Linked DNA regions of Homo sapiens: region 1 is linked to region 2. Evidence: chromatin contacts called from ENCODE Hi-C or POLR2A ChIA-PET data. All regions are on one chromosome and are shown on one strand. The core of a region is the stretch at or near the end of the contact, and the rest is flanking DNA. Distances in the headings are between cores, read along the strand shown. Region 1 overlaps CALML4 (calmodulin like 4). Region 2 overlaps SMAD3 (SMAD family member 3).

Evidence for each region. A loop is a pair of places that touch in the nucleus more often than their neighbours do. ChIA-PET counts read pairs that join two places held with the same protein, here RNA polymerase II (POLR2A).
Region 1: a loop to region 2 is called in a map of ovary, with 4 times the contacts of the local background. The contact joins two enhancer-like sites. A Hi-C loop is called at or near these places in 1 of 168 maps with a recorded cell type or tissue (ovary). POLR2A ChIA-PET finds 5 or more read pairs at or near these places in 1 of 52 experiments (activated CD4-positive, alpha-beta T cell).

What each region holds. Positions count from the first base shown.
Region 1 is chr15:68,198,112-68,201,593 of GRCh38, reverse strand. CALML4 (calmodulin like 4) reads left to right here. Exons shown (of 5, transcript NM_033429.3): 3 at 1,913-2,053. Among named protein-coding and RNA genes, the nearest start is that of CALML4, 5.5 kb to the left of the region's middle. RefSeq lists an enhancer at 302-1,073. Within about 2 kb of position 1,358, at least 3 of the 41 ENCODE cell types and tissues checked have a DNase peak (open chromatin) inside an H3K27ac peak, as active enhancers do.
Region 2 is chr15:67,174,618-67,177,988 of GRCh38, reverse strand. All of the region lies in intron 5 of SMAD3 (SMAD family member 3), which reads right to left. Among named protein-coding and RNA genes, the nearest start is that of SMAD3-AS1, 29 kb to the right of the region's middle. RefSeq lists an enhancer at 1,887-1,936. Within about 2 kb of position 2,093, at least 26 of the 41 ENCODE cell types and tissues checked have a DNase peak (open chromatin) inside an H3K27ac peak, as active enhancers do.

The sequences.
Region 1 (3,482 bases), core at 109-2,608, 1.0 Mb before region 2:
GATTCTGGACCCCAAGGGTGTGATGAGCACCTTCCAGCACAGGTCAGGCAGGGAGAGCAGTGGGCCTTGGGCCCACCCTCACCCAAGGGCAAACCCAGACAGAAAGACAAGGTGAGGGTGGCCATGAGAGGTCCCCAGGGGTACCCCCTGTAGTGCTAAGGTTAAGCTCTGTGATTGGGGCAGCCCTCTCTCTGTCCCCCTGACGTGAGGTGATGGCATTGTCCCCTCTGGCACTGGGCCCTCTTGCAGGCAATTGGGTTTTATGGGAACTAAACCTGGGGTCTTAGGCCAGGCTCTGGCCCTGCTTCCCCTGGGCCTTTTTGGCCCCTGCCACCTGGTCCTGACTTTGGTTTGCCCCTTCGGAAGCTCAGGCTCTGGAATGTTCTGAAAGGGCAGTTGTGCGGGGCTGGGGCTTTCCTCTCAGTCTCTCCACAAAGGCCGCGAATTTGTCTCTAAATGGTACATGGCGATCTGCCTGTCTTTAGTGACCCCCCTGAAATCCTACCAGGGAGGCCTGAGTGCCTTCATTAGGGAATATGAAGGGACCCCTGGTCTGGGCTGGGGATTTGGGGGGCTCCTTCTGCATCCTCTCCCTCACCCTACTGCTCTCAGTGGTGTCTGCCCTGGAACCGAAGGCAGTGTGGCCTGGTGGGCAGAGCTGCCCACAGCCAGGCTCTCAGTGTTCCAGCCCTCAATGTCCTGTCCGCACATGGGAATATGAGGGGGCGCATCACAGGGTTGTGGGGATGAAGCGAGGGCCTGGGGGTGGAGTGCTCAGCAACGTGAATTGTCATTGTTGCTGTCATCAGCTAAGGGGCTATTATTGTCCAGGCCTCTAAGGACCTACCTGGGTGGTGTGAGAAGCAGGAGAGAGAACAGAGCCCTGAGCCCCAGCCTGGGAGGGCCAGCGCCAGGCCACTGTGTTTCCACGGCTCCACCCACAGGCCCGGGTGCCTCGTCTGGGCTGGACGAGAATCTCCCTGTCCTGATGGCAGCCCCACCTACCCCTAAATCAGATGCTCAGTCAGTGCGGTTCAGGGACTTTTCCTGAACTCCCAGCTGGCCTTCCTGGGCCTCCCAGGGCCGGGAGCCCGTGGGATGGCTGTGTCAGGCCGGGAGTCTGTGGGTTTAGGGGAGCTAGCTCCGGCTGCCTTCCACCTCCACCAAGTACCGAAGGAGAAAGGGCTTCAGACCCTGGGAGAATTTCCCAGCAGGACCCTTTGAAGTCTCTAAGAACAGGACCAGGGCCCGAGTCCAAGGACAGCTTGAGGGTTTAGCAGCCTGGAGGCCAGGGCAGGGGCAATAGGCTCAGAAATGCCCCAGCTCTGATGATGATGATAATATCATCATATGAAGGCCACTCTCTGGCAGGCCTCCTGGGATTTCTGGCTCTCACAGTAATCCTGAGGCCTTATTATTCCCATTGTCCAGAAAAGTTGTGTTTGCAGAGGTCCCCTGGGGGTCTGGACGCCTTGCTGTGGGTTCCTGCTCTCCCCTGTGGGCCCTGGAGGGGCACTGTCCTGGGAGTTCCAGTCCTGTGGGTTGGCGGGGAGGGGGAGGGAGAAGGAAGGGAGGGAGTAGGGAGAAAGGGAAGGGGAGCCAGATAAAATACAGGACACCCAGTTAAATTAGAATTTCAGACAAACAACAAATACTTTTCCAATAGAAGTATATGTCCTATGCAAAATTTGGGGCATACAATAAAAGTATATTCAGTGTTTATCTGAATTCGGTTTAACTTGGCAGTCCTGTATTTTCATTTGCTGTATCTAGCACCCTTGGGAGGGGAGAGAGGGATGGAGGGAGTAGGCAAAAGGAAGGGGAAAAGAGGGAGAAGAGACTAAGGATGGGGAGGGCGGCATGGGCGGAGAGTGACCAGACGCTGCTGACCCTCCCTCTGGGCCGTGTGCAGAGTACAAGGAATGCTTCTCCCTGTATGACAAGCAGCAGAGGGGGAAGATAAAAGCCACCGACCTCATGGTGGCCATGAGGTGCCTGGGGGCCAGCCCGACGCCAGGGGAGGTGCAGCGGCACCTGCAGACCCACGGGATAGGTGAGTGGTGGTGGGAACAACGGGGAGAGGGGAGGGGCCCAGCAGGTGGGTGCAGACAGTAGAGGTGTGAAAAGCTCAGCAGTTTGAGGGGCAGGTGGCAGGGAGGCCTCCTGGGGATCCAGCTGTGGCAGCCCCAGACCAGGAGTGCCGTACCTCACTTGGGCTTCCTGGAATCCTCATAGCAACCAGTGATACCCCATCTCACAGACCTCGGGATCTAGGCGTTCCAACAGACTTACCAAACCCAGAGAAAAATCGCGCTGACAGCGATCCCATGTTGCTTTATAGGAACATTTCCCTTTGTTGAGTATTTGTCATGTGCTTAGCTCCAAAAACCCTATGAAGTAGGCATTCTCCTAACCTTTTTTTTTTGAGGGGGGACAGAGTCTTGCTCTGTCACCGAGAAGCTGACGTGCAGTGGTGAGATCTCGGCTCACTGCAACCTCTGCCTCCCAGGTTCAAGTGATTCTCCTGCCTCAGCCTCCCAAGTAGCTGGGATTACAGGTGCCTGCCACCACGCCTAGCTAATTTTTGCATTTTTAGTAGAGATGGGGTTTTGCCATGTTGGCCAGGCTGGTCTTGAACTCCTGACCTCAGGTGATCTGCCTGCCTCGGCCTCCCAAAGTGCTGGGGTTAGAGGCCTGAGCCACTGCGCCCAGCTTTCTCCTAACTCCATTTTACAAGCAAAGATCAAGGTTTACATCCATTAAGTTCTTGAGCCAATGATGGCATCAGGATTAGTACCCAATTCTTCTGATATCAAAGACTGACCTAAAAACTATGCAATAGTTTTTAGAAAAACTATTGCTAGAAAAAAAATGCTGAAAGAAAACCCATCCAAGATGTTACCAAGTGGTTCTCTCTGGTAATGGGATTATGGGTGATTTTTGTTCCTTTTATTGTTTCCTGTATTTTCAACAATGAGAACACATACAGCTTTTCATAATCAGAAACAAGTTTTATGTTTTGTTTTGCTTTTTCTAAGAAAAAAAGTAGTTTCAGAGCCTGGGGTTGCTGTTTGCATTGGGGGCTGGACACTCAGGAAGGAGGGACTGGCGCAGGGGAAGGGCATCCGCTGGGAATAGCACTTGACCCGGAGCCCATAGGCTGCTGCTCAGTCTCAGGTCACCAGCTTCCTCATCTCAGGGGGGTCACCACCATCTGCTAGGGTTACCAGAGGCCCCACTAGAGGATGCCTGCAGTTGCGCTGGGAGCCCACCCTGGGGCAGGCCACGCTGGGCCCAGGTGGGCCTCTGAAAGCCTGCAGCCTGGCGGTGGGTTGCTCAGTGGTCTGATACCTGAGATCCCCCATGTCCAGCTCCAAAGGGGTGGTGGTTTCCTTGATTTCTGTCCCCTCCAAACAGGAAGTTGTAGTCCAGGGAAGTTTTGATTTCCTGCAGTTACATCCCAGCCAGGGCCCGTGGAGGAG
Region 2 (3,371 bases), core at 844-3,343:
AGTGCTGTTTGGACAAGCTGCCCTGTGTTCAGAAGCGGGACTGAGCCAGAGCAGCACCCCAGCCATGCGCTTTCTATTCTCTGCAAACAACTAAAAGCCAGCCGTGATTTCCCTCCTTTCTAGGTCCCTCCCGCCCACCATGCCTCAGCTGCTTCCTCCCAGAACTTGTGCAAGAGGAGTGGCAGACCAGAAAGTATGGTCACCACCTGTGGGTTCTGCCTTCAATGGCACATTTTTCCTTAACAAAAAAAAAAACAAAAAAACAGACCATATGCAGTGGTTCATACCTGTAATCCCAAGCACTTTGGGAGGCCAAGGCAGGCAGATCACTTGAGGTCAGGATTTCGAGACCAGCCTGGCCAACCTGGCGAAACCCCGTCTCTACTAAAAATACAAAAATTAGCTGGGTGTGGTGACGGGTGCCTGTAATCCCAGCTACTCTGGAGGCTGAGGCAGGAGAATCACTTGAACCCAGGAGGCAGAGGTTGCAGTGAGCCAAGATCACGCCACTGCACTCCAGCCTGGGGGATAGAGCAAGACTCTGCCACACACCAAAAAAAAAAAAACCCAAAACACTAAATATGCCCTCATTTCTTTCCCAAAGTACTTATCCTTACCCTGGTTAGTACCAGAGAAACAAAAAGGACTCTGGAAAGAAGGCGGCTATAAATGGGATAACCATGAGGTTATAGTTACTGCAAAAGCATCCAGTTTGGCTCTGAGCTTCCTAGTAGACAAGACAAAAAGGGAACATGACATGGTCTATGGCTCTGGTTGGTGGATGGGCAATGCTTACTAGTTCCTCAGGGAAAACAAAGTTTGTCCTGGCATTAAATCTTAAAAGAAATCTCTCAGGGGGAGGTGGCAACCCCTCCCCTGACCAATCAATCAACTGATCAAGCAAGCAAGCAAATTAAGATCTGGTTTCAAGGATTTACCAACAAATGCAGAAGCAGTTCTATAGAAGGCTCCTCTAGGAGAATGACTACGGGGGGTAAGGTGACACACCCCATTGAAGAGCAGTTTCACCTCTAGGCTGAGCATTTTGCACAGCTGGGGTGGTAGACGATGGCACGTGCCCACGGCCTTCCCTTCAAACAGCCCTGCTCCTGGCCAGATTTCTGAGTCTGTGCTAATCTCTCCTCCCAGTGCAGAGGTGTTGGAGACGCAGGAACCTCCAGCTCCAGCCTTTGTGGATCCCCCTCCCCCACCAGTGTGGTGTCGGCCAGACTTCTCAAGTGCCATAGGGCACTTAATCCATGGCTGGCCCCCTGCCAGCCTAACGCATTGGCTGGCCTCAGTTTTCAGTCCTGTTCCAAGCTGGCACAGACGTTCCATTATGTTTAAGAAAAAGAAAACAGAATAAAACCCAGAAGGCAACACTTGGATTAAGGGATGCCTATTAAAAACATGTGCAAGAGATTCAAATCCCGTAAAGGAAGAGGTGGGGAGGCAAGGGGGGAAATTAACTTTCTCCTATAAATCGAAAGCAAGGAACGGGCAAAGGCCAGGAGCACTGCTGCTGCAAGACGAAAGGTCAAAACAGAAATGGGCTGGTTTCTGCTGGGCCCACCTCACCTGCGGAAGGCAGCTCTTCCTCAATCTAGGAGATTCCACACTCCAGTTCCCATGTTCCTCATCCACCACTTCTCAGTCCTGCCTGGGTCCTCTGCCTGGACTGCCCATCCCCCTCCTCTGCAGGGACTCGATCTTTAAGGCCCAGCTCACACGGCTGTGAAACACTCCCTCACTGCCTCAGTGCAGAATTAACCTTGTGTCCCAGAAACTGTGTACCTGAGTCTCCTATGCTAGAGGATGAGGTCTCTGTGAGCCCACGCCAGCTGTGTCCCAGCACCCAGGGTACTAATTCCAACCTATGTATCTGCGGACTAAAATACCAAACCAAGCTGCACAGAGACCCCCATGCCCTTTTAGCTTATGACCAGCATACTGCAACCAGGAACAGTGGCAAAGTCTAAAAACCGGGCCCTCAGGAGTATGAAGACAGAGCCGACAGCTGACTTCCTGTCATTATGTTGCCTGCCTGTGATTTCACAAGTGTGGGGAAGACCCTGCCTGTGATTTCACAAGTGTGGGGAAGACCGGAGCCAGAGGCTGCATTGTAAAAGAGCCTTGGGCAGCAGCATGAAGATGCCTGGAACTGGGTTGGGCCTCTGCCCTGGGCCGCCGTCCACACTCAGGGCTGGTGGTCTTCGGGCCGCCCTGCCACCACACCTGTGCTCACACATGGGCACAGGGGCTCATGAAGCAGAGGGGAAGCCGGGCCTGTCAGCGTGGAGTCTCACCCAGAATCCTAACCCTGACTCACGGGGCAACTTGCCCCCGATTCACACCTTCCCAGCAGAGGTGCAACTAGGCCAGTGCAAAGTGGCACCCTGGGGGGAGGGTCCTCCCTTTGGAAGAAATAACCTAAGAATTCTCAACTCTCAGGCAAGGTGCCTGAGGAAGCGTCAGTAGGGAGGGAGAACTATGTCAACAGGAGATGCTGCCTTGGGTCCAAGCTCAAGAAACATCCCATCATCCTAGTCTACACAATCTAGAGGGCAATTCACAGCAAACGACCACCTTTCAGTCTGAAGCACTGCATCCGGCATCAGCCACCTCCAAGCTGCCCTATCCCTCTCACTCCAAGCTGCCCCATCCCTGCCTCTCACTCCTGCCACTGGCACTCTGGAAGCCATCACCTCCTTTAACTCCAGCTCAACTGCTCCCTCAGGGCTCTCCCTGGTACATTATTTTCCTCAGTCATGGCTCCGCCCTAATCATCTCACTTTAAAGCAGGGAACAACTTACTCACCAGGCAGAAGCCAGCTCACTACCTTTTTCCTCTCTCCACCTGCCTCCTCCTTCCCCTCCATTTACCCCAATCCTTCCGCCTTAAATGCCTAGGAAATTCCCGGTGACTCACCCAGCACGCTGTGTAATAACAGGAACATCACCTGCTCATATCTCCTGCCCTGCAAACAACGGTCCCAGGTCCCAGGGTCTCCGAGAGCCTGCCTGGGGCAGGATGCTGAGCCAGGTCTCAACCAGGAGTCCCTGCCCCTTACCAGAAGTGGCTTTGCTGGGGCAAGGAGGCTCAACCTTCCCCAGACCTGAGCCCTGGGGCTAACACCTGGAGTGGGGAGGAAATGAAAGGAGAAACCAGATGTCCTCTGCTTTCTTTCTTTTTGTACAGTAATTTCATAATAATCTCTTTAAAGGAAATAATCAGATGTCCTGAGATGTCCCCATTTTTTCCTAGGAAGAGCTCCCTGTGTGCTTGCCTCCATCCTAGGGTTTGGGACGCACTGACTGTGAGTCAGCACAAAGGCTGCGCTGCTGGGTGCCTCCACCTCCCCACCTGGTAC